Regions from separate parts of the Mus musculus genome. Here all the other regions are linked to region 1. Evidence: chromatin loops called from intact Hi-C (ENCODE). Cell type or tissue: left cerebral cortex. All regions are shown on one strand.

Region 1 (8,000 bases):
TGTTAGAGTAGTGACCTCTAATTTTCCCCTGGGACTATCAGTGAGTCAGTCAGAATTCAGACGATTGTTGGTTATGTCTTCTTCAGTCTGACCATACGATGTGGAGGGGGTTAAATTCTATATACATATACATGGATGAGCTAGAAAAGAAGACAATCAAGTCATAACTATTGTAAGATAGTTGCAGGATATTTTGATCACACTGTGAACCCCAAGATTGTGCTGTAGTGTGCCCTCCCCGCTCCTTAGCACACACCTTTGGTCCCTCTGCCTGGAATGCAGACACGCCCTTAGTATACAACCTTTAATCCCAAACAAGGTAAAGTTAGTTTGTAGAAGGAAGCACCATATTTGAAAGTGATGTCAAAGTGATGAATCAGAGAAAGATTTGATACAGGATATGCCCAGCCCTCAAAAGAGGAAAGAGGAAAAAGAGGCTAGTTAAGAGAGCAGCACAGAGAAAGAAGAAAGGAGAAGGCAGTTTTACCAGGAGAGTTTTACAGAGACAGGCTGGAGAGAGAGAACAAGCTAGACACAGGTGAAGACAATGAGCCAGAGGATGAGAAGCCAGAAGAGCAGAACACATTGCTAGAGTCTGAGGTCAAGCAGAGCAATTCAGAAGAGGAGAAAGAGAAGCCAGATTGAATCAGTCAACTTGGCGAGGAGTTTGAGCTAGAACAGCTAGCTGAGTAAGTGAGTTAGCCAGCACACAGGAAGAACAAGAAAGGATGCGCTTTTCAGCAATAAGTCTCAGAAGCTGAAAACACTCTAGGCCTAGATAAGATTGTGTGGAGGCTAGAAGCTTCCGGGACTAGGCCTGGGTTAGCAGACTGAGCAGTAAGCCTCAAAGATGACAATTACAACAGGAGAATAAAAGATACCTTTACAGTAAGATTAGAAATGGAAAAAAAAAAAAAAAAAAAAAAAAAACCTCTAAATTCTCCTCTAAACACAAACAAGTAAAAACATCTTTCTATAATAGTATAGCCTCTTAACACCTATTTCTCCCTAAATTACAACTGCAAATGTCCCAAAATAAGAGTTCTAATTCGTAGAAGCCAAGTATTCTACGTAAATTATTTGAGTACTAAAGTTTTGTCTGAATAATAATGACTTTCACTAACATAAAAAAAATCAAGCTGGCTGGCTGACATGTTACAGGTACCATACCCATAAAGATTTTTAATCTTTGCGTCTACTGTTGGGGATCCAACCCAAAGCCTAGTAGAGCACAGTAGACAGATGCTCCACCGCTGACCAACCAAGAATTTAAACTGCTTGTACTTAAGAATCCTCATTTATTCGTTGGATTGGGTACATCGTTACAAAGTCAAACACTATGCTTTGCTCTTTAAAGGTTTTGTGGTCTGTAGTTCAATTAATGTACCTTACAAGAAAATAAAGAATTACCAAAATAATTATGGTACCCACAACCCGTCACATCAAGAAAACTATCACTGGATTTAACTTCCATGTCCCCATGCTATCTCCGTATTTGTATCAGAAACCATGCCCCTACTTTCAGCACATTAAACTTTCTGGAGACGTTAACCATCCAGTCCCTTGTCGCTACGCCCTCGCCCAGTTGTAACCAGTTTGCAGGAAGGTCCAAGAAAGATCGATCTTTCTCGAGTCCAGTAACGAACTAAATACAAGTCTGCGAAATCCGCCCAACTTTGCAAATAAGACTAGCGCGACTTGATGACTAGGCTATGGCAAAGTTACGGTCCACAGGCCACACATCTCGAGAGCACCTCAGTCTCGCACCAAAACATCCTCGCCTTACTTTCAGGCACATTCCTTCACCTCACAAAGCCTAGGGGACCCGGAGCTGCACCAGGCGTCTCTAGACTTACAGCTTCTCTCCTAACTTTCCCCGCTTAGCATTCTCCTTGCCCCGGGCCATGTCCACGGCCATCAGTCGGCCTCACCGGCTAAGGACGCCGCCCCGCCGAGCGAAGCCGGGCAGGACCCGCGGTCAGGAGCTCAGAGAGCCGGGAGAGCCCGGCCACACGCTCAGCTTAGGCTACAGCAAGCCACCGCAGCCCTAGGGGATCCCCGCTCCCATTCCCACTCACCGCCAGGCAGGAAAGTGGAAAGCGGAAGCCGCTCCGCTCAGGTCCCGCCCGAAGGCGGGGCGGGGCGGGGCGGGATGAGGAAGTGGCGGGCGGGTTTCCGGCGGCGCAATGTCTAGAGCCATAGCGGGAGGGCGGGGAGGGGCGGCGCGGCGAGGCGAGGCGAGGCGCGGAGGCTTCGTGTCCGCGGTCGGGGATGCTGCCGCGCGCCGCTTCGTGTGCGCTGCAGGTGGGGCATCGTGGCCTCGCGTCCTGCGTGGGACGCCGGCGAGGAGACGGAGTGGGTGAGGAGTTCGTCCAGGGGACTCTCAGCCCAGAGAGCCGCAGCTAGACACGAGGGGGACCCCGCAGTCTCCTTAGAGCCTTCTCGAGGCCGTGGAAGGACTGGCGTGTTCCCTAACTCGCCCCTCACTCATGCTGTAGAGTTGAACAATAGTTAAATATTTAAAGATTTGGCCAAGCAGCAGCCCGGCTGGGATGTGTCCAGTGAACCTTGGTAGCAGGGGGAAATGCTGCCACGCTGTGGGAAAGAGGTTCCGTTGTTTGTTTTTCATTTAAGAGCCTAACTTACTTCACAAAGGAATGGTCGATACTTGCCCCAAAGTAAACTGTCAATAATTAAACTGTCAGGGCATAGAGATCGCAATACATAAATAAAGGACTTCAAAAAGTCAACAAGCAGAAAGGGGTGCGTTAAATGGGTCTCCTAATCTACAGGGACGGAAAGATTAGCTCTGGTTTGGTTGGTGCTCAAATTTTGTGATTGCTTGCCTGAACTACTTGCTCTGTTTGACTGCCTCTGGCGAATGTTGCAAGACCTCCTCGCTGTTGTGTGCCAAATAAAGCAAGTTTTTATTCCTGAGAGACTGTGAGCGTTCCCTTTGAGGAGCAAGCCGAGACATGTATGAGTAGTTAGAGTATAACAACAGTAACCATTATTTACCAAGGAGCAGACTTTGGCAGCTAATCTAAGGATCTAAAATACTGCTACCCGGGTATATGCTAATGGCTGCATATTGTAATGGCAGCCGTGGTTTTCTTATTCTTGTGTGAAAGCCTGAAGGATTGCTTAAAACCTGTACAAACAAGCGTACCCATAACCGGCTTGTATCCATAACCGGCTTGTATCCGTGACATGTTCACTTCAGTAGATGGTTCCTCACAAGTTCTGCCTCCCAGTGTGTTGCTCTGTTTTATCTCTAAAGGACCCAGGGTCCCCGCAAGTCTTGGGAATAAAAGGAAGCAGTACCGTAAGGAAGGAACTGAGGAGGGGGTGCACCAGCCTAATCGTGCACAGTACACACACTTACAACGGAGAGAAAGAAAGCAGCAAGCTTCTTTGGCTATTGGAGACCTAGCCTTCACACTCAGATTTTAGGGCTCTCTCTTCTGGTGTATTAGGCAGGCCTGTGCAAGCCCAAGAACAGCATAGAGGTTGCCATGGAGGACAGCCTTACTGGGGCCTGCATTACCTTAACCAAAGATGATAAGTAAGATAGGCTCCCAAACCATGGGCTGACTGTTCCATGGCGAGGTCAGCTTTCTAGTCTCTGTACTGATGCCCCTACAGCACTCATTCTCTCTGAGCCTTTTCCTCCCGTATATCTAGAGGGCATTCTAGTTGACCTCTGATCATTCGGGCCCCTTCAGATCAGTAAATTAGTGTATCTGGCCAGTCCCCTAGCTCTTTATCCTTTCTGGGAGAGGGAGTAGTCACGGGTTTGTTTGAAAGACTCTTGCTATGTAGCCCAGACTCTACCTGAGCTCTGGGTCATTGTGGTCCACTCTCTTAAGTAATGGGATGGTGGGCGGTCACCACCACCGTTGTCTTAACTTGGATTTTATTCTCCCAAATGTCCCAAATGCATTATGAGATAACAACTAATACGTTCTGCCTTGTTCTTAAGAAGCAGATTTTAGCCAGGTGTAACCCCGAGACTTGAGAGGTGAAGACAGGAAGATGAACAACCTTGGTAGGCGTACAGTGAGTTTGAACCATTCTGGGCTACTTGAGACCCTGTCTCAGAGAAGAGGTAGGGTGTTAAGGTAGTTCCCATGGAGAGCAGACTAGGAAAAGCTGTGTGTGCAGGATTAAAGCAGCCCACATAGCAGCTCTGAAGCCAAGGAACAGCTGCACAATATTTGTTATTGCACAAAGCCTTTAAAAAATTGTTCGTTTGCTTTTCTCTTGTAAGGTAATTCCTGGTAGACTTGTCATTCCTTAGTTTCTAAAGTCTTTTTTTTTTTTAATGTTTGTAAGTACAAAGTTAAGTCTCACTCTAACCATGTGTCAATGAAAGGCATGTACCCTGAATAAGATTCTGTTGTTGTAATAATGTTATTTGCTCTGATTAAAAGATGCTGAAAGGTCTCTCACCTGTACTTGGCCTTATTTCCTTCCCTCCAGTAACCCTGTACATATGTAACTTCTTTTGATGGAATTGGGTTTTATCCCTGAATTTTATTTCATAACCTTATTTAAATATCAGTTGAGTACTTTCTGTGTACCCAGTACTGAAGTCAGTGCCTCTCAAATACTGTCACTAATCCCGAACTAAATCACCCATCAAAAGTTCATGTTCTTATACAGGTTTTCCAGTTTAACAACAGAAGACTTAAAAAGTAAAGCAGGATTCTAAACTTATTTTATCAAAATCTCTGCTCACTCCAGTCTTGGCAGAAATGTTTTCTCTTTTCTCCCCTCCCCCTCACCCCCGGCCCCCAAAGTGGAGTTATGTTTTTAGAGTCTGTCACTGCTGACAAAAACTAAAATCCCCGACTTGCCTAGTGTCCAGGTGGTGGCAGCATGTCTCAGAGCTAGCGTGCTGGGGAAGGCGTTTCCAGCCGTGCTGGTTGGCTGCTTGTGTGAACGTGCATAACCTGCCTCTGTGCAGAGCTCTCACTTCTCCATTTATCGACCCATCAGTGATTCATCCCACTATAGCCTCCTCTTCTGGTAGATTACACTTCGGGAGTTTCTCTTCAGCTTCTTTTATCTATGAAGTGTCTATCAGACTCTTTCTAGAAAACTCATTAGGGCCTATCAGGCCAGACAGTGTTATTTCAGTTGTTATTTTTAACCAACATTTGGTATTATTGGGCAGTACTGAAAGTATCAATATTAGCTAATACTACTAAGAAACGTCTGCTTAAATTAAAGGCATGTGTCTTACACTCACAGACTCATCGGTGTAGGAGCTTAGGAAAAACAATTAGTACTCAAAAGAGTAAGAAACTCAACAGGGAGTAATGCAAGATTATCATTTCTGGGGCTAAAGAGACAGAGGGTAAAGACGCTGGCAATCAAGGCTGAATTCCATCCCCAGAGCCCGACTCATGGAAGGTCAGACACACACACACACACACACACACACAGAGATGGCTTTTGTTTTTGTTGATGACTTCTTGGGAGTTTGCTTTTATGCCTTTGCAGAGCTAATGCCTATGAAGGGGGCTGGCAAACAATTGCTGCCTTCCCACCCGAGTCCTCCACAGCCACCACTGCTCTGCTTGCACGGCTCTTCAGTCTGGGTTTACTGGCTTCTTGTCTCTCCTAGACAGTAACCTAGACAGTTTTTTAGAATGTAAACCCCAGGATTAGTTGCCTCAAAAGTATGAACATCACTGTATCATTGTTGCAGTACTGGGCTGAACCCAGGTGTGTGGCACATGCCACCCAAGTGCCTAGTCCTGTCCTGTGTGTGACCTACATCCTTTTGCCCTTTGTCATTTAATGTCTTTGTTAGTTTGTTTGAAACAAGGGATTTCAGTTGTTGTTCTATTGATGTGGAGAGAAACCGAGACCAAGGAAGCTTACAAAAGGAAGCAGTCGATGGGGAGCTTGCTTGCTGGGTGAGAGGGTTACTCCACCATCAGCATAGCAGGGACCTGGAGAAGTAGCTGAAAGCTCACATCTAAATCACAAGCAGAGAATAAGCTAGACTGGGCGTGGCACACTTCTAATTCCTTACTAAACAGCCCATCCTCTGGAAACCAAGTATTTAAACATATGATCCTATGGGTGCCAGTCTCATTGAAACCACAGTGTATTGCTAAGTTGGCCAGTCTAGTCTTGAACTTGCTATGGTTTTAAATAGTAGATTTCAGGGTATAGTGTTACTCAAATACCTGTTAGGGTTGGAACAAATTAAGTAAATTAAGTCCTGGGTGTTTGTGAAGCTTTTGTTAAGTGCTGAGGGTTGGAAGATTTTGACAGCGATAAAGGTGCCTGGGAAGGGATGTTAGTGTCAAACTTAATAAAGCTGTTTGTAGATCAATACATACATCGTGGTTATAGCCCATTAATGAACGAAGTTTATGTAGTGCTTTCCAAGTATGTAAAATTATCTACAGGAAGGAAGGTCGTGATTCATCATTTTCACTGATAAGATAAAAAGAATTAGTTCTACACGATAGGTGCTAAAACTTAAGATAAGAGCAGCTGGACTACAGATCTAACTAGAGATACTGAAAACGGGATAAGGATGTATATGCAGACTAGATGCCCTTTCGAGATATGTTTTAGCCTTACATTCCCGGTGCAGACTGCAAGAGGAGCAGAGTAGATAGCAGGAGCCATCCTCGGTCCTTTGCCTGCCAGGGCTATTTCCATACAGTTTTGAGCCAGTTGGAGGAGGCACGTGCTTGTTTTATCTTTTTCAGTCAGTGCGTGTGGCTGTATGTTACTGATTTGGGTCATTTTTAGGCTTTTGTTCACATAATGCTGAAAATTGGATGCCTGCTGTTTTTAACACTGCTCATAATTCTTAATTTCCAGAATGCCCTGCATATGCACAGGCGGCCAACAAATGTCCTGTAGTTGGAGGACGCCCTTTCGAATGAGGAAAATGCTCTAGTAAATTCCTGCAAAGCTCTGGGCTGTGTAATCCTGTTAAAGTTTGAGAGGCCTCTTGGACTTTCTTCCCGAGTCTCGATGCTCAGATGTCAGTCCTGTCTCTTAGATGAGTCAGCTGGCTGCTATGTCAAGATGCCCTTTGTTTCTCTGCTGGATTTTTCTAGTCACCAAACAGAAGTTACTCGCCCATTGAGAAAAGCAATCCATGTATTAGATTCACACTTTGGTGTGAAGTCTTCCTTGACAAAATTGGCCCAGCACCACCACCTTCACCACATCGCTTTTTAACTTTAAGCTTCTGCATATAAGCTTGTGGCTTAAATAGCAGTTTTTAAAAATAGTTATGTTTCCTAAATGATGCTATCAAGAACATTTTAAAGTCCCATTTAAAGACTTTTGTGAAATGTGATTATGAGAAAGGTTTTTCAAAACTACTCTTTGATAGAATTGTGTCTTGTTGATTTGACTGTCAAGAAACTTTGAGCCAAATTTGAAATTCATGTTGATCATCCACCCTAACTTCATATGTCCTAAGCATACACTATACCAGCAGACAACACACCAAACCTCTACATTTCTTTAGATTATTTCTTCCTAGGGTAGGTATCCTACATAACATTTGTTCACCCTAAGTCCTTTGTTAAGGGGTAGGGGTACAGGTTACCTTTAAGTGGAGTGTGAAATTCCACACTTTACAGAAACCCCTGATGTGTAACAACTACTTATTTGCTATTCAAACTCTTGCACTCACTTTTTTTTATCTTGTATTATAACCATTAAGAACCACTTCTTCAAATTCAGAACTAAAGAAAGGAGGAAATCAAAATTGCTTCCTAAGGTCTAATTCTAAAAGCCAGTCTGTGTCCTTAGGACCACTGCCCCCTATCCCCACCACCAGTATAAAGTATATATTTGGAATCTAGCTTTTAAAAGTAAAGAAACATTGAAAATGCCAGGCTATAAATAAAGCTTGCTAGGCCGTTACTTACAAACATCCTGGTTCCAACATTCCTCCCTTCATTGTCTTACTCACATTTGATGCTTTGGTATCTCCCAACTTAAGAAGGGAA
Region 2 (8,000 bases), 210 kb after region 1:
TTATAGCATAGATTATTGTGATTTTATTTTTTTCCACTTAGAAGATATAGGAAATATTCATCCAGAGGCTCTCCAAATGAAGGTGTTTTAAATGAAGTCTCTTTCCCCCAACACTCCCCCCAAGAACAGGATTAGGATTCTCTGTAGTTTCTAGCTTGTCGTACACTTCGGCTGTAGGTGGAACTTAGAATTCTAGTGGCGTTCAGCTTTGTTAAGTACATAAAGTTTATACCTGAAGGTTAAGGCTCCAGCCAGATCTAATGTAGGAACTCAGTTATTATTCCTATAGCTGCCATTACAGAGTCTCATGTGAAGATTGAGTATTTGCCTTGTAGGACATAATATATAATTTATATTTTAATGTATGTGCAATTGAACCTTATATCTAATTGAGAAAATAACTGTTTTTACATATGGGGTAATTGTGGGGCAGCAGTCAGTCAGTAGTGATTTGCTCATAAGCTATGAAGTAGGCCCTGCAGACAATAGAAGCCAACAAATGAAATAAAAAAATCTGTCTTTATGATACACTTGTACTACCGGGGAAGTGCATGTTTGTGACTCTGACTCTGTGATAAACTCGGGGAATAAACAATGCACGGAACCATGCCAACCACAGTGTGCTGCTCACAGACCGTGGAACTGGCCACATGTATACACCTGACCTAGAGCAAACCAAGATTTCCGATACAGCTCGGGAAACGCGCCTTGGATATCGTTCTTGGATTAGTAACTCTTTCTAGAACTTAGATAATTTTGAAACTGTTAGTGGGACAATTGAGACAGTCATTGAATAATTATCTCTCTACCCACAGCTGTTATAGTATTCAGACCTAGATGTGGGGGAGGGGCAGCCCATTCAGAATCCTTTTGGGTTGCTAAAGCCACACTGCTTCAAAAACACCAGATTATTTAAAAAAGAAAAAAAAGTGGTGTGTGAATCCCCATGAAGCCAGAAGACTTAGCCTTTCACAGAGCAAGGAGCGCTTGCCTGTGTGCTTCATCACACAGAGATCAGGGAAGACAGAGCCAGCAAGTGGAACACTTGTCTCCAGTGTTAGAAAGTAGACCTGGCAGCCGGGGAGATGTCAGTGGTTAAGAGCACTGGCTACTCTTCCGGAGGACCTGAGTTTAACTCCCTGCATCCACATGACAGCTCACAACACTCTGTGACTCCAGTTCCAGGGCTTCTGACACCCTCACACCCTCACACTGACAAAAAAACCAGTATACATTAAAAAAAATTATATATGTGTATGTGTGTATATGTATATAGACATATATATATATAAAGAATAATTTTTAAAAAGAAGACTTGGAAAGAAAATCTTGTGAATAAAGCCAGAAGTAATAACATCCATGCAAACAAGATTCTGGGGTTATAAAAACTTGCACATGCTTAGGTTAAAAAACAAAAACAAAACTGTTTTGGCCAGTGTAGATTTTTGTCATGATGCTGGGTTCTTAGTTTCCAGTCTTGTGAGCTTCTGGATAATTGATATTGTCAGTGAGGAAATGAAGTTATGCAGACGTTCAGTCCCTGAAGTATGCTTTCAAGTCTCTTTCCCTGGATAGTTTAACTGTAGCCTTGTCTCTGGGAGGTCAAATAGGTGACCTTTTCCTGCTCACTTTTTAACAGCTACCCTTGGAGGATTAAAGTGGGTTTTGTTGTTTGTTTTATTATTTTTGAAATGCTACAGGAAAATGTGTTTCCATTGAGGCAGATGGAAAACTTGGAGTGTTAGCATGCCTTCCTTGTGTCTCTAGATCCTCTCACCTGTGGCTGCTGCCTCTCCTCTCCTCGGGTTCATGCTCACTGGCAGTCCGCAAGCCTTCCTGGAAAGCATGGCGGATGAGCTCTTGATAGTTCTCTTCAGCAGGTTGTGTGTGTGTGTGTGGGGGGGGGGGGGTGTGGGGTGGACATCTCAGTGAATGAGTCCAGGACAGGAGAGAAGGCATTTTACTGCCATCTTTTGCTGAACTTACACCTTCACAGCTCCATCGCTGTGTGTTTTTCATACCATGTCTAAGCACCTCATTCACTTGGGCAGGGTTGCCTCTGCCTGAGATCTCAGGACCTCAGTTGTAAGGTCTCCGTCAGACTGAGACCTAAGACCATGATTAATACTTGACTCGTGCAGCTGATTGTGAGGCTCAGGTTTGAGAACTGCAGTTAGATGCCTTGTCCTAAGCTTTGGTGTCCGGTCTTAAGTGAGGGGAGGCTATACCAGTATGTAAAATGGTGAAATGTCTGTGACTAAAAGGACTGTAGGTTAGGGATTCTGGAAATGACAGGCGTTGCTTTGTGTTCTATAGTGTTCACCCAGTTGAGGTTGGTTTCTGTAATATCCTATGTATGTTGTGTTAGCTTTTGTCTCTTTATATTTATTATAATTTGTAATTGACAGGGACTTATGCTTTAAGGTATTATAAGCTGATTAGTCTATGATGATGATGATAGATATGCTGTAGATACCAAAGTGGATATTTAAAAGTAAATAAAAATAAATGAGGATATTTATAAATAAAGTTATTCTTGTTTATATTTGTCATCTAGAACTCATTTCCTCAGTTTCTTGGATCTTTGTGTTAATAGAAACCATGTAAACACATTCGTTGCATTTCTCTTTTGCATTCTGTTCTACCTCCACCATCACCCTAGCCATGGGAGGCATGGGATGCCAAGGGGCTGGCATCTCAGCTGTGACTTTGTAAGACGGGAGAAACGTCTTTAAGTTTGGAAACTGGTGTTCTCTGTTGGTGGGAGAACAGTCTAAGCGAAGAACCCGAGAGCAACGTCAAACTTGTGTTCAGAAACTGCAGGGCTCCATGCCATGGGGACACAGCATAGGCGAGGAAGTACAAGAAGAGAGCAGACTGAGCTTTAAACTAACGTCTGTTGAGACTTTAGTCTCTGTGTCATAGTTTATAGAAAAACGTGTGTAGTGTTTAAAATGGTGCTTTAGAACTGTAATGAGAGGGCCAGCTCTCCCTTAAACGAGTAAGGTCTTTTGGGTCCTGGTTCAGAACCTTAAAATATGCAAGTGTTGGTTATTCACATCACACAAGGAAACTACTACATGTCTGTGCTCCTATGAGATCTGGTCATTGGACTCCTGTGAAATACAATGATGGCCTAGTCATTCAAGACTGCATGCCTTTAGGGCCTTCTGCATCTCCCAGTGTTTGAGGCATCTTGCTTTGGCAGAATTCCTTCTTCCTATCCTTGCCCTTTCTTATCTCAACACTCAAGTACTTAGAAACTCATGTCTGAAGATATGGCACTGGGCTGTACTGTAGGAAACACCTTCCTGACTTTGAGTTCATACTCAAAACAGTAGTTTGCTGTTCTCAGCAGCCGATTGATATTGTCTGTACTGCCTTTTAACATCTGCTTAGAGTTCAAAACACGTATGTACTCAGTTACACGTGTACTTATGATATCTGTCAATATGTTTTACATAAGTGTTCAGGTAGGAGCTTCAGAGGGACCTGGCATAGTAATTAATTACTAAGAGATATCATAAGAATGAGAAAACTTAGTTGACAGGACTAGTTTATCCTCATTCCTTGTTTATTTAAAAAATTTTAGATTTACGTATTTTATGTGTGTGTTTGTGTGAATTTATGTGTTCCACCTACATGTGTGGGGCCTGTAGAGCCAGGAGAGGGTACTGGGCTCTCTAGAATTGGGCTTATGGACGAGTGTGAGCTGCCATGTGGGTTCTGGAAATCGAAATGGGTCCAGTGTAAGAGCAGGGAATACTCTTAACTGCTGAGCCATCTGGCCAATCTCTGCATTATTTTTTTCTCTTTAAAAAAAAAAATCCCTAAAGAATATATTGAAAGGCATAGTATGTGTCTTAGTTAAGGGTTTTATTGCTTTGAAGCAACACCATTACCACAAGAACTCTTACAAAAGAAAACATTTAATAGGGGCTGGCTTACAGTTCAGAGATTTAGTCCATCATTGTCACAGTGGGAAGTCCACCCCTGTGACACACTTCCTCCAACAACCACAAGACTATAACAAGGCCACATGTTCAGTAATGTCACTTCTTATGAGTTTATGGGCCACTTTCACTCAGACCACCCCAGTATGACACGATGGCTCAGCAGGAGAAGACAACTGCCACCAAGTCTAATGGCTTGAGTTGGATCCCTAGGATGCATATGGTGGACACACATGGGGAAAACCAATTCTCTGAGGATGTCTTCTGACCTGTACATGTATGCTGTGCACACACACTCATGTATATGTAAAATTTTTTGAAGATTTATTCAGGTCTTTTATGTATATTTGTGTGTGCCTAAGTATATGTATGTCTAGGTGCCTGGAAGGTCAGAAGAGGGTGTCAGATCCCCTGCGGTTGGAGTTTTAGGCAGTTGTGAGCCTGTATTGTGGGTACCGAGAACAAAACCTCGATCCCCTTCCAAGAGCTCAGGTGCGCTTAGCTGCTGAGCCACCTCTTCAGCCTGTTGAAAAACAAAAACAAAATAAAAATGAATTTTAAGTAAAGCAACTACACATTAGGAAGACTGAAAGACCAATAGAAAATTGAACAAAGGGTATGGTGGGATCGTCTACAAAGAAGCAATCTGCTCTTAAAGGGTAAACATGCCCTGCTGCATCCCAAGGATGAACAGTGTGCATTAAAGTACTGAAATCTGTTCTCCAAAAAGAATTTTGGTAACAGCGGCTGAGCAAAGACTCTGCAGTCGTGTGTCACAAAGGGAACACACAGTACAAAATGCAGAGCTCGAGAGATGCTCGAGAAGATGTGCAGCTTCAGGTAGCAGCAGCGAGAGGGTGCTAGACAGCCTCTGTGAAGGAGGTGTGCACACACTCAATGTCCAGTGCAGGTGTTGCCTGGGATCCAGTGATGCTCCATGGAGGTGTTGTAATTAAAGATGGTTTAATGTAGTCCAGGCTGACCTTAAACTTGCTGTCTAGCTGTGGAGTTAGTCCCTACTGAGCACCATGCTGCCAGAGATAGGGCTGGGTAGCTATTCTGCCACTGTATGCCCTTTGCTCTGCAGTGTGACCTATTTGAAGCTACTCTATATATACACAAAAAAGTTTCTGAAAGCATAAATTATGAAGGGTCTTGAGAATATTAGAATATTTAGTGCTGCAGTGTAGCTCAGCGATAGCGTTCCCATGCATAGCCTGCTCAGGGTCCTAGTTTATTCTTCAGTATTATTATCATTAGGAAAAAAAAGGCTTAAGAATTAATAAAATGTTTTTATGCTTAAAAATTAACGTTATTTTCAGAAGCAAAATTTGGGTACTTTAGTTAGGTAGTGGGGAGCATGTGTGTTTAATTAAATTCCGTCTTCAGCAGTATTAAAAGTCAATCAGTTGTGATTTGGTGAGAACATATTACAGACTCATGGGAAGACTGAGTTGCAAGGAATGTTTTGGACCCAGAAAAGAAGGGGTTAAAGGTGAGATGCAGGTAAGAAAGGGTTAAGGGCATTATGCAAGCTGTTAAGTAAAAAGGAAGTGCATTACAAAATGCTGAGCTCAGGAGTCTGGCTGCCAGCCAAGCCCTTGCTTCCCTCACTACAGCTGAGGGCTTTCGAAGCTTCCCACCACTGGGTTTGTCTGAACTGTTTAGGAATGCGGCCGCGGTCGCCAGCTGACGTCAGCGCCACCGGTTCAGCCCCAGGCCAGAGCGGTGCTCAGACTCTGCTTGCTGGAGTGGGCGGGGAGGGGCGGGGCAGGGCGGGATCCGTAAGTGATTGACAACGAGAGGGTCGGATCGCTTTGGGTGCCGGAGAGGGTTACAGAAACCTTGGGGTGAGGGAGCAGGTTAGGAGTTTTTAATACTAAGATTGTCGATAATGATACTTTGTAGTAAAAGACAACAACTTTCTTTTTTGTAAGTTCGGTACGGCTTCTGTTTAATTTTAAACAAAACCAAATATAACTTACATATTAACTTGGATATTTCAAACTCTATTTCCCCTCTTTTGAGAAAGGAAGAGACTGTAAAGTCTTGCAGATTTTTCGGATGAAGGAACAGAAAGGTGGTTTTTGCTGGATACTGAGACCTTTGACTTTTGTTACTAAAATCCATTTTTATTTTTGACTTGGCACAGGAAAGAAATCTAAGAAGCTCTCATGCAGTGTAAAGCAGAGATCAAAAAATAGGGAAATATAAGTGAAAAAGAGTCAAATTCGAAAATATCTGCATGAAAACCATCCTGGACACGATAGCTCTGGGTTATTGAGGCTGACACATTAGCCTTTGAAGAAAAATGTTGGCTTTAACCATGATGGCATCTTTACTAGGCTTAGAGCTGTTTTTCTCTTAAATCTGTCCCTTTTCTGTGCCTGTTAACAGTTAACTTCACCGTTCACATTTGTTTTTCTTGACTTAATTAAATCATTTTGCTTAGTCATAGCTGAGAGTTTTGTTCGTCTTCTAGCTCTTGGTTAATGTGAGTGAGAATCACAAATTTATTAGCTATTTTTGTGTGTAGGGTGTTTAGGCAACTTGAGGTGTGGGTAGTGGACCTGGGACAGTCCTGGATGAAGGCTCTGAAAAGGGGTCACTGAACTTCCTGGAAAACTTCAGTGACTTGACTAGGTTAACAAAGAAAGGCTGCTTTGATTGGCTGCTGAAGTTACCTCTGCTGTTCATTTTAATTGACTGTTAAGAAACATCTTCTGGAGCTAGAGAGAGATGGCTCAGCAGTTAAGAGCACTGACTGCTCTTCCAGAGGTCCTGAGTTCAGCTCCCAGCAACCACATGGTGGCTCACAACCATCAGTAATGGGATCTGATGCCCTCTTCTGGTGTGTTTGAAGACAGCTACAGTGTACTCACATAATAAGTAAATAAGTAATTCTTTAAAAAAAAAAATCCAACTTCTTCTGCGTGATCTTGATCATTCCATTAGGCGTCGTGGTCACCCATCCTGTGAGTCACGAGGGTTTAATTATGTGAAGAGGCTTATAGACTAAGAAAAAATACACCACACAAACTTGGACTTTGCAAGTTTGGCAGAGGCAAAATGGTCAGTCACAAATTACCCAAGGGCTTCTGAGGGCAGTGCTAAACTGACAGAATTTAAGGGTGTTCTGAGTTTTTATAGCAGTATTGTAATAATTGGAGTGTTTTCTTCTCAAAGTGTGCATGTGTGTGTTTTATGGCAATATTTAGGATAAAAACATGCACTTGTATGTAACAATATAAGATGATTGTGATTGGCCATGTGAGTTTCCAGACCCCTTTTCTGCACAAAGGTCACAGTTAAAGACATCATCACTAGTTTTTTAAAAACCTGTCTTTCGGTATCTGCTTTTGGGTCAGCTAGGGTTATGATGTGTGTATGTTACCATTCTTTAAAACTTCTTTGCCGGGTGGTGGCGCACGCCTTTAATCCCAGCACTCGGGAGGCAGAGGCAGGCGGATTTCTGAGATCGAGGCCAGCCTGGTCTACAGAGTAAGTTCCAAGACAGCCAGGGCTACACAGAGAAACCCTGTCTCGAAAACAAACAAACAAACAAACAAACAAAACTAAGACATGGATGTATGGGGGGTGGGCTGCTGCTGCTGCTGCTGCTGCTGCTGCTTCTGCTGCTGCTGCTGCTGCTGCTGCTGCTTCTTCTTCTTCTTCTTCTTCTTCTTCTTCTTCTTCTTCTTCTTCTTCTTCTTCTTCTTTCTTCCTTCTTCCTTCTTCCTTCTTCCTTCTTCCTTCTTCTTCCTTCTTCTTCCTCTTCCTCTTCCTCCTCCTCCTCCTCCTCCTCCTCCTCCTCTTCTTCAAGTGAGGACAAAGACTTCATAAAGTATTTATCAGTGAAAGGTACTGAGAGCTTCAGTTATTCAGGTGCCTTTAACAGGGCTTGGACTTTCAGCAATCAGAGTTTTCTGTCAAAACAAAGTCCCAGATCATTGTCTATGTAAGGTTGTCTTACAGGTCAGGTGGGTAAATGAAGTAAGGTGGTCCTAGGAATCACTAGAGACAAAAGAGGCCAGATGTCTGCACAAC
Region 3 (8,000 bases), 280 kb after region 1:
ATATTAAAGTGTATCTGTGAATGTTTTTCTCCAGTGTTTCTTAAAAATAGCGTATTGTGTCCCGTACTTTACTTGATCTCCTGAAAATCTGATAGTAGCTGCCCCCACCCCAGTCAAATGTAAGTCGATCTGTGAACAGTAAGCAGCTTCCATGTGTTGCCTGGAGGTTTGAGGCACAGTGTGGAATTGAAGAAGAAAGGGTAATACGTGGTTTAAGTAAACAAAGTGAATGATTTAGCTTTCCAAATGAGGCCTTTTTAGCTTGTGACTCTGTTGTACATGTTGGATTCACTCGTTGGTTCATAAAGGTGAAAAAGGACTAGCATTGAAAACCAATAACGAAGGGGATCGTGTAGGGAAAATACTGGATTACTATGAAGTGTATAAAATTTTAAGCTGTGGTACTCAGAAATATGAAAGCATAAATAACTGGTTAGGAAAACAAGTGCCACTTGAATATTTTCAAAGTGCCAAGAAAAGAGAAAAAAAAAAAGAAAAAAGAAAGAAAGAATACAAATGATAATGTAGAGTGAAGTTTGCATGATTCACATTTAATCTGTAGTCACATCTCACCTTTCCATGCTGGCTTTGGAAAATGTATGCCGAGACCATCAGTCAGCAGTAGGACTTCTCACTGGGCCGAAGTTTTTGGCAGCTGATACATATTCCCAAGACAGGACTGCTCTACAGAGACCCAGGCTTTACTCAAGATGTTTGATTGCAGACAAGGATCAAGAACACAACTACAAACACACACACACATACTCACACAAAAACCCACACGCGCGCTCTCTCACCTCCTCCCTCCCCCAAGCCCCTCCCTGAAATCATTGGTAGACTAGTGAACTCTGCCTGTGTACTCTGATGCCAAGTGGAGGTCACAGGCCGTTGTTGTGGGATCTAAAGTTTGTGAGGAATCCCCCACAGAAGTCATAGTAGCGATCACATCCTAGTATCTGTTCACCAAAAAATTAACTCAAAGTTCCTTCTAGACTCCAAAAGGAAAGGCTTTTGCTTCTTAATAAAATGGGGGAATTTGACTTTGTGCCCCTACACAGGGCTCACATTGCTTCAAGGCGCTGCTTTGGAATTAAATGCTGAGCACTGCCAGATGCCAGACATTGAAGAGAGGCTGAGTTTTGTCGGCAAATGGGATCTGCAAGTTAATTGGTGTTTTCTGCAGGCTTCTGGCTGTGAAATGAAATTGGAAGCCCTTTAGCCACATGGATAATACAGGACCTGAATACAAATGTCACATGTCACCATCAGGACCCACTGTGAGACAATAGTGTTCCCACTCCAACATTGCACCATTACAGATCATTTAAATATGGGGATTACATTTAAACTAAAAGCCCCATTTGCCTTTTACTGCAATTTAAATGTCCTCTTAGCAAAAGCTAAGTGACAAATTAAATGGAAAAAGTGCCCACATTTTTAAAGCTGTAATGCAAAACAACCTTTTATTGCTTCTCATGTGCCACGGATGAATCATTACACTTGTCAACCCTAAACCAAGCCGTAATTGGAGTAGCTCCTGCTATCAACGTGGGGCCGCTCCCTCCGTGACAGCTTAATAAAGCCGAAACTGTTAAATTAAATCTCAGATGCTTAACTCCTTAGCACCAGTGGATTCGATGGGTCCATGTCTGGCAGTGGCCAATGCACCAAGAAAGGAAAAAAAAAAAGATTCCTGGCACGAGAGCTTCCGTGGGCTAAGAGTGAACCGGCACCCTAGCCAAGTAGCTCTGCTTCTTGGCAAAGGACTTGGAGCCATCAGGTTGTCAGCCAGGAGATGACAGAATCTTTTTCAGAGGACCAGATAGCCCCCTTCCCAAGATTCGTAACTTTCTGCTTAGATGTGATTTATGAAGTTTCACACTGTTGATGCTTCAGAAGTAGTTGAAAGTAACACATTCATTTTTTTAAACTTTTCCTTTTCATATAAATATGCAAAGTTGGTTGCAGTAGCCCATTTCTTCCCCCGTTCTCCAGCTCCCAGAGAGGCTCCTTGTTCCTAGGATTTCCTGTGCCTGTGATACTCATTCTGTCTGGGTAATCTTTGTGACTCTCTCCCTGATGCTCATACTGTGGGACAGAATAGATACAGATGCACTCTGTTACGACCTTCTGTTACACCTCATTTGCACATGCATTTATCTTGGGCATGAATCAGTCTCTCAAATATTAATATTACTCTCTGTGTGTGATGCTCATTTTCCAAAACACACAACAGTATTCTGAAGATGAGCAACTTTGCATCCTCAGCAGCTGTCGGGGAAAGAAAGGACTGCAATCTTAAGACAGAGAAGAAAGCCCTTGGTGCTGGTGGAACGGCTGCAGGTTTGATAAGGGCCTTGCCTTTGGCAGTCTATGGAAGATGTACGTCTGCACTTACAGGCTTCATTAGTGACACAGGTAGTCTCTGGAAAGCAGATCTTAGAAATAACTTGTGGCTTGAAAGAGCAGCCCCGTGCTGACTTGTGGCAGGCACACCTAACATTAACCCTAAGAGCTGCCTGTTCCCTGGACTTAATTACCATGCCAGTCTTTAGGGTGTGAAGGGGAATAGTGTACCTCTCATAGGCTTCAGTGGGTCTCTTTCTGTAAATGTTTTATAAGACTATAATTTTACTTTGCATCATAAAGCTATAGATTGTGGCGACCAGTCTATTAACACCTAATTAAAATGGATGTCATTTAGAGGAAACAGTTAAATGCAGTTTAATTACAGTTTTGTCACGGGGAGAATTCTTAGTTTCATTGTCAAGTGTTGTGTAAGACCTTTGCCCACATTTGTTAGCTTTCTCTGGAGGAAAACCATTAGCTTTGCAGTCTTGGGACTTGGAGCCTTCTCATAGGGAGAAGATGGGTGGCAAGGGCAGAACCAACCCATCCCAAGCTTGTTCAGGTATTGCCGAGAGCAAGGTGGTGATAGCCCTTGGCACCCCTTCCACATCTTCTCTTCTGGGGATCCATTTCTTTGTGAGCACAAATAGGCAGAGTTAAGTGTTTCTTTCTCATTCTAATTCCATTTGAAGAATAAGGCAACCGCTACCTTGTTCCAGAGTCAGGTGTGAGACCAAGTGGTAGTTACCTATACCTGGGACACTTGGAGTCAGGGTAAACCTACAGTCACCAGTAGAAAACTCAACCCACCAATTGCAGCCGTATTTATGGAAAAACAGTAAAAAACTGACCTGCTTCCTCGACCCAAATGTTCTCTCATTTGCATCCCAGACACAAAAAACAGTTCATCTGCACCTACCTTGTTATTCTTGAAGTCACACATTCAGAAAATAACCTCTTAATTTAGGATACTCTTTGTTCACAGACAGAAATAAAAATCTATAACCGTTCTGTACTGGGAAACATCATCTTACATGTCTGAATGCAGCAGTCTTAATAAGTACCACCCTAACTTTCTGTGGTACATGCAGACTTTGACACATATTGAAGTCAGGGGTGATGCAAACCGAATTGAGGAGTCACTTGTTTTGCGTCAGGAGCTAGAGAGCAGCCCAGAAATGGCTGGTTGTGTACAGGCTTACTTTGTCAGGGCTGTGCAGCAAACAGCAATCCCAGAATGCCCTACAGCAGCAGAAGGGTGTCAGCACAGACTGGGGAACATCCATACCGCTGAACCCAGGGCAGAACTCAAGCCATCTCTCTTATCGGTCTGTCTTCTCCTGGGCACACAAAGAATACAGCTTTACTACGGCGTGTGCTCCCGGCACCCCCTTCCCTTCCCAGAAGCTTTATTTCAAGGGACACAGAGCACGATACCCAGAAGAGCAGAGGCACTGGATCTAGATTTCCTCTGTAGCAATGGTTCTGATAATAAGGGGGGAGTCCACCTCTCAGGCCTCAGGAGACACGTAAATTAACAGTTATAATGAGCCAGGAAGCCGTTGATGGTAGAACCTGACCCATGAGTGTGGTTTGTAAGGTGTGGATGGGAAGGATTTACAGGGGAGAAGTAGTACTAAGGTTCCAGGAAGGAGAAGCAGTGTGGACCAGGACAAGGGTAGGCTTAGTGGGAAAGGTATTTACTGTCAACAATGGCTGGAAGGTGTCCAGTCTAGCTTTGCTCATTGTTTCGTAACCTAAAAGAGGAGGGGAGGGAGACAGAAAGATGGCGGAGGACCTTGGTGGTGCTGGTGGTGCTGGTGGTGCTGGTTGTGATGGTTGTTGTTGTTGCTATGTTAAGTTTCCATTTTGGTCTAGCTACTACTATTGGCAGCACAGTTGTCCACACTTGTTTTCAAGCACTACACTCAGCAGTCTTTTGTATACATCACATTACTTACTCCTCAAAACAGCACTGTGATGTAGGTATAACTTTTTAGTGCTAATGTTACAAACAAGAAAACGGAAGCATAAGAAGGCCGGAGAGTTGCCTAGATAACATTATCAGTTAGATGTCTCTGTCAAGCATTTACACTCTGCAAAGGCAAAATGGCAGTGACCGAGTGGCCATGAGTCTTGGCAAAGGGCCTGTTTGCCTGTCCTCAGTGCCACCATCCTGGCTGAACTTGCTCTAGGCAGTCTCGCTGTCTATCAGCAGCCGTGTTTCCAAGGACTCTAACTTCAGGCCCTCTGGAAAGACAAACACATTGGTGAAAAATAGCTTTATGCTGCTTTTGAGAGCAATAGTGATGACAGTAAGCTGATCACAAGCACAGAACAAGCTTACAGAGTTGGGATCCAGTGACATTTTGGCAACAGGATGCTAAAGATCTTTTGTCAATGTCTTTGCCCTGGCCTGTACCCAGTCCTGATGGCAGCCCTGGAGTTGGCAACACTACTTGATCTCATGCAGTCTATAGGTTCTGTGAGCCGCCTGCTCATAGGCAGGATGGAGTGGTCTCTCTTGGTCACTGTTTCTTCCTGTGGTATAATTCAGAGCTCTTTCTGGACACCTGGCCCTGTGCATGTGTCCTCCTACAGGCCTGGGCTCTATAGCTGTGTGACTCTGTGCTCTTTGGTCACAGGCCTATGAATTCTCTTGCTGTGGGGTTCAGGGGAAGGGAGATTTTCTCTGCTTCACAGAGTAATTTGTAGTTTAAATCAGAAGTTAGAAAATGAAGAACATGGACTTTACAGTGAACAAACCTATGATAAATACCTCGAGTGTAATTATCCGAACTGTCTTTCTTTTGACTGCTGTTTCTAGGGTTTAATTATCCATTTAATACCCCATGTAGGAAGGAGAAAACTGTAAATATGTATTAATAGGAAGTAATAGACTCTGGGGATTAAATGAGGTCATTAAAGGTCACTTGGTTTCATTACAGAACAAATTGGAGATTCTTAAAGATACTGTAGCCTTAGTTATCTGCATGTACAATTAAATCATTTATAACAAATTAAATGGTTTAGAATAATTTCACTTTTGTGGTTTTATAAACCTCTAGTCTAAATACAGACTGTAGTAGTTTGGCTAGATGTTAAGATAGGGTTTGCCGTAGTAAAGCCATGAATACGTACATTATTTATACCAAAAATAGACTCCTTCCTTTGTTTAATGTTGTTGATCTATAACAGATCATTGATAATCCACATTCTTCTTACATTAGTGGCTAATGGGGATCTCAGAGTTGGTATTAGATGTCTGTTTTCTCCTTAAAACAGTTCCTAATAAACTTCTGCCCTCACTTCCTCATCTTCCTAAGAATTATTACTGTACTTTTCACCAAGAAACAGCCACCAAGGGGTAATGCAGCCAAGATGTCACCACTGGGTTGCGGACCTAAGACAGTGTTGTCGTGGTGTAGGATCCAGATGCAGTGGTTCTCAACCTTCCCAATGCTGCAACCCTCCCCATGATGTAGTGACCCCAACCATAAGACTATTCTCCTTACTATTTCATAACTAATTTTGCTATTGTTATGAATCGTAACATAAGTATTTCTGGAGATAGTCTGGTGCCAAAGGGATCTCAACCCATGGGTTGAGAAACGCTGAGACAGAAGTGAGGGTAGGCATGAAGTAAGAAAGGCTGCAGGGCATTTCTTCCCTTGGCGTAGCAGCATACAGATTATTGAGGCCTGAAAGGCCCCGTGTTAAGCCATTTGGAATTTGCAGTGGCTTTGCAGAGAACCAGGCATGCCACTGGCTAAATCGTAAGAAGGGGTATGGGAAGGTAGGCCAGAAGCAGCAAGAGCCACGGTGGCTCTTGGTGTGAGCTAGCACAGGGCAAGGCGCGTCACAGATGCCGTTATTGCATTAAGTGGTGGGCCACAAGGAGGGTGAATCCAAGGATATAGGCCATGCTTGCCCTCCTTGGGAGGTTTCAGCCACTGCCCAGTAAGGCCTCACGGCTAGAAGGGGGGCCGGAGAAGGCAGGAGGCAGGTCCCACTCAGGGACAGCGCTGTGACTTCTTTATTAGATGCCAGGCTTCCTAGGAACAGTTCTGTGGAATACAAAGTTCTAAGATTAGAAATGTATCTATCTTCAATGGTGATTTCTTAAAAGAGTGACTTTTCTTGAGATACAACAAAGAGTTAGTTTGATTTAATAGGCAACTTTCGCATATAGTTTGGTGGCAGAAAGAATGCAAAATAGTTAACAGCAAGTGAATTTTTGTGACACTGTCATAAGCTTGTCTGATAATTTTGTAACATCTTAATGACTTTCTTTGGAATTCTGAAATTCACATTTAAACCACACCACTGGAGTAAGAGACGGCTGCTGTTCTCACTAGCTTACTGGAGTGAGCAGATCGCCCTGCTGGGGGCTGAGCCTTTTCCTCTGACCTGCTGATAAAGCAACGAGGAAGGGAGGGCGTGTCAGAATAGAATATGGTAACTCCAGGGCTTTCTCCTGCACAGGTAACCTTTGAGGTGTAAAGGCCAATCTCGTTTTGACAGTGACAGTGACAGTTACTCGCTGTTGACTCCTTTCGTTCTGGAGTAGATTAGTAAACTTCAGATTTTTGCATCAGCAGACCTTGAGAAGAGTATAAAAACAGTCACAGAGTAGAAATCAGAACAGGTCCCTTGAAATGGCTTAGATTGGGAGCACAGCTTCAATGGGCCAGGATAGTCCCAGTCAGGTCCCAATTGAAGCTGAAAGTCATGCTGGAGTCATTGACTATACTGCTAAGAGCTCAAAAATCCCTCCATAACATGTCACCAGTATACTCAGCATGTGTGTGTGTATGTGCGTATACATATACATACGTGTGTGTGTGTGTGTGTGTGTGTGTGTAGCCAGCCTCTGGTGAACAGATTGATCATAAGCAGAGCATGTTCTTTCCTAGCTGTATAGACCAAATCATATAAAGGGTATTCCTGAAACTTTTAAACTACTTAGTATACTTAATATTAATAGTCAATTGTCATTGATCTTTATTAAGACATGAAACTTTATTTATTAAGATATGAAATATCTATTTTTTTAAAAAAATTTTTAATCTCTTTTTTTTAAATTATACATCTTTTCCCCTTCTATTCAAGTAACATTAAAGTCATACATGTTGTTCGCTGCTTTCCTGTAAAAGGGAGAAATGTGTCTGGTGTGTAGTTGGTGCTCAGTAAGTGTTTGTGAAGATGAAGGTAAGGAAAACTTGGTGCACAATGCCATCTCCCTTCTTGGAAGCCTTAAGGAGCAAATTTCTGATATAAACCCTTGAGAAACATTACTCTGCCTGGACCATCGGTTCTCTGGTCTCCCACATTTTGGTTGACGTAACCTTCCCTGCCCAGGATATTCATGGGTGCCCATGTGTGCATGTGTACACATGCGCATCCTGAAATGCAAACTGTTTAGAGTACAGAAGGGCACCGATTCCCCCTTGCCCTCCGTGCTGCAGGTAATCTATTGCATTAATCATGTAGCCTGTGGGAAATGCATGGGGAGTGATTATACTATCATACACAATGCAATCAGCATGGAGCACTTGTCAAGACCAATACATCAAAGTTTAATTCAGTAATAGGACGAATTAGAGCAAAACGAAACATTCTGCTCTCTAGGAAACCCAGCACCCACCGTA

The links. Peaks named below come from ENCODE experiments on the same cell type or tissue, not always from the same donor. Only the 100,000 strongest peaks of a DNase experiment are listed, where the experiment ranks them.
Region 2: a loop joins it to region 1, with 2.7 times the contacts of the local background. A loop is called at or near these places in 7 of 42 quality-filtered maps.
Region 3: a loop joins it to region 1, with 3 times the contacts of the local background. A loop is called at or near these places in 8 of 42 quality-filtered maps.

What each region holds. Positions count from the first base shown.
Region 1 is chr13:108,038,565-108,046,564 of GRCm38, reverse strand. Smim15 (small integral membrane protein 15) reads right to left here and starts at 2,091. Exons shown (of 3, transcript NM_001048250.2): 1 at 2,079-2,091; 2 at 1-140. Gm41055 (a long non-coding RNA gene) reads left to right here and starts at 2,094. Exons shown (of 5, transcript XR_003950673.1): 1 at 2,094-2,359. In left cerebral cortex, CTCF peaks have their summits at 2,566 and 4,874 (motif pointing right); DNase peaks (open chromatin) are centred at 2,126, 3,003 and 4,907; H3K4me3 peaks cover 2,479 bases; H3K27ac peaks cover 1,863 bases.
Region 2 is chr13:107,828,996-107,836,995 of GRCm38, reverse strand. All of the region lies in intron 5 of Zswim6 (zinc finger SWIM-type containing 6), which reads left to right. Among named protein-coding and RNA genes, the nearest start is that of Zswim6, 57 kb to the left of the region's middle. In left cerebral cortex, CTCF peaks have their summits at 4,799 and 6,798 (motif pointing left); DNase peaks (open chromatin) are centred at 819, 4,808, 5,593 and 6,881; H3K4me3 peaks cover 1,044 bases; H3K27ac peaks cover 884 bases.
Region 3 is chr13:107,760,613-107,768,612 of GRCm38, reverse strand. The region is part of intron 8 of Zswim6 (zinc finger SWIM-type containing 6); the gene reads left to right. Among named protein-coding and RNA genes, the nearest start is that of Gm52061, 75 kb to the right of the region's middle. In left cerebral cortex, no CTCF peak of the experiment used is centred here; DNase peaks (open chromatin) are centred at 1,231, 1,737, 1,974 and 3,260.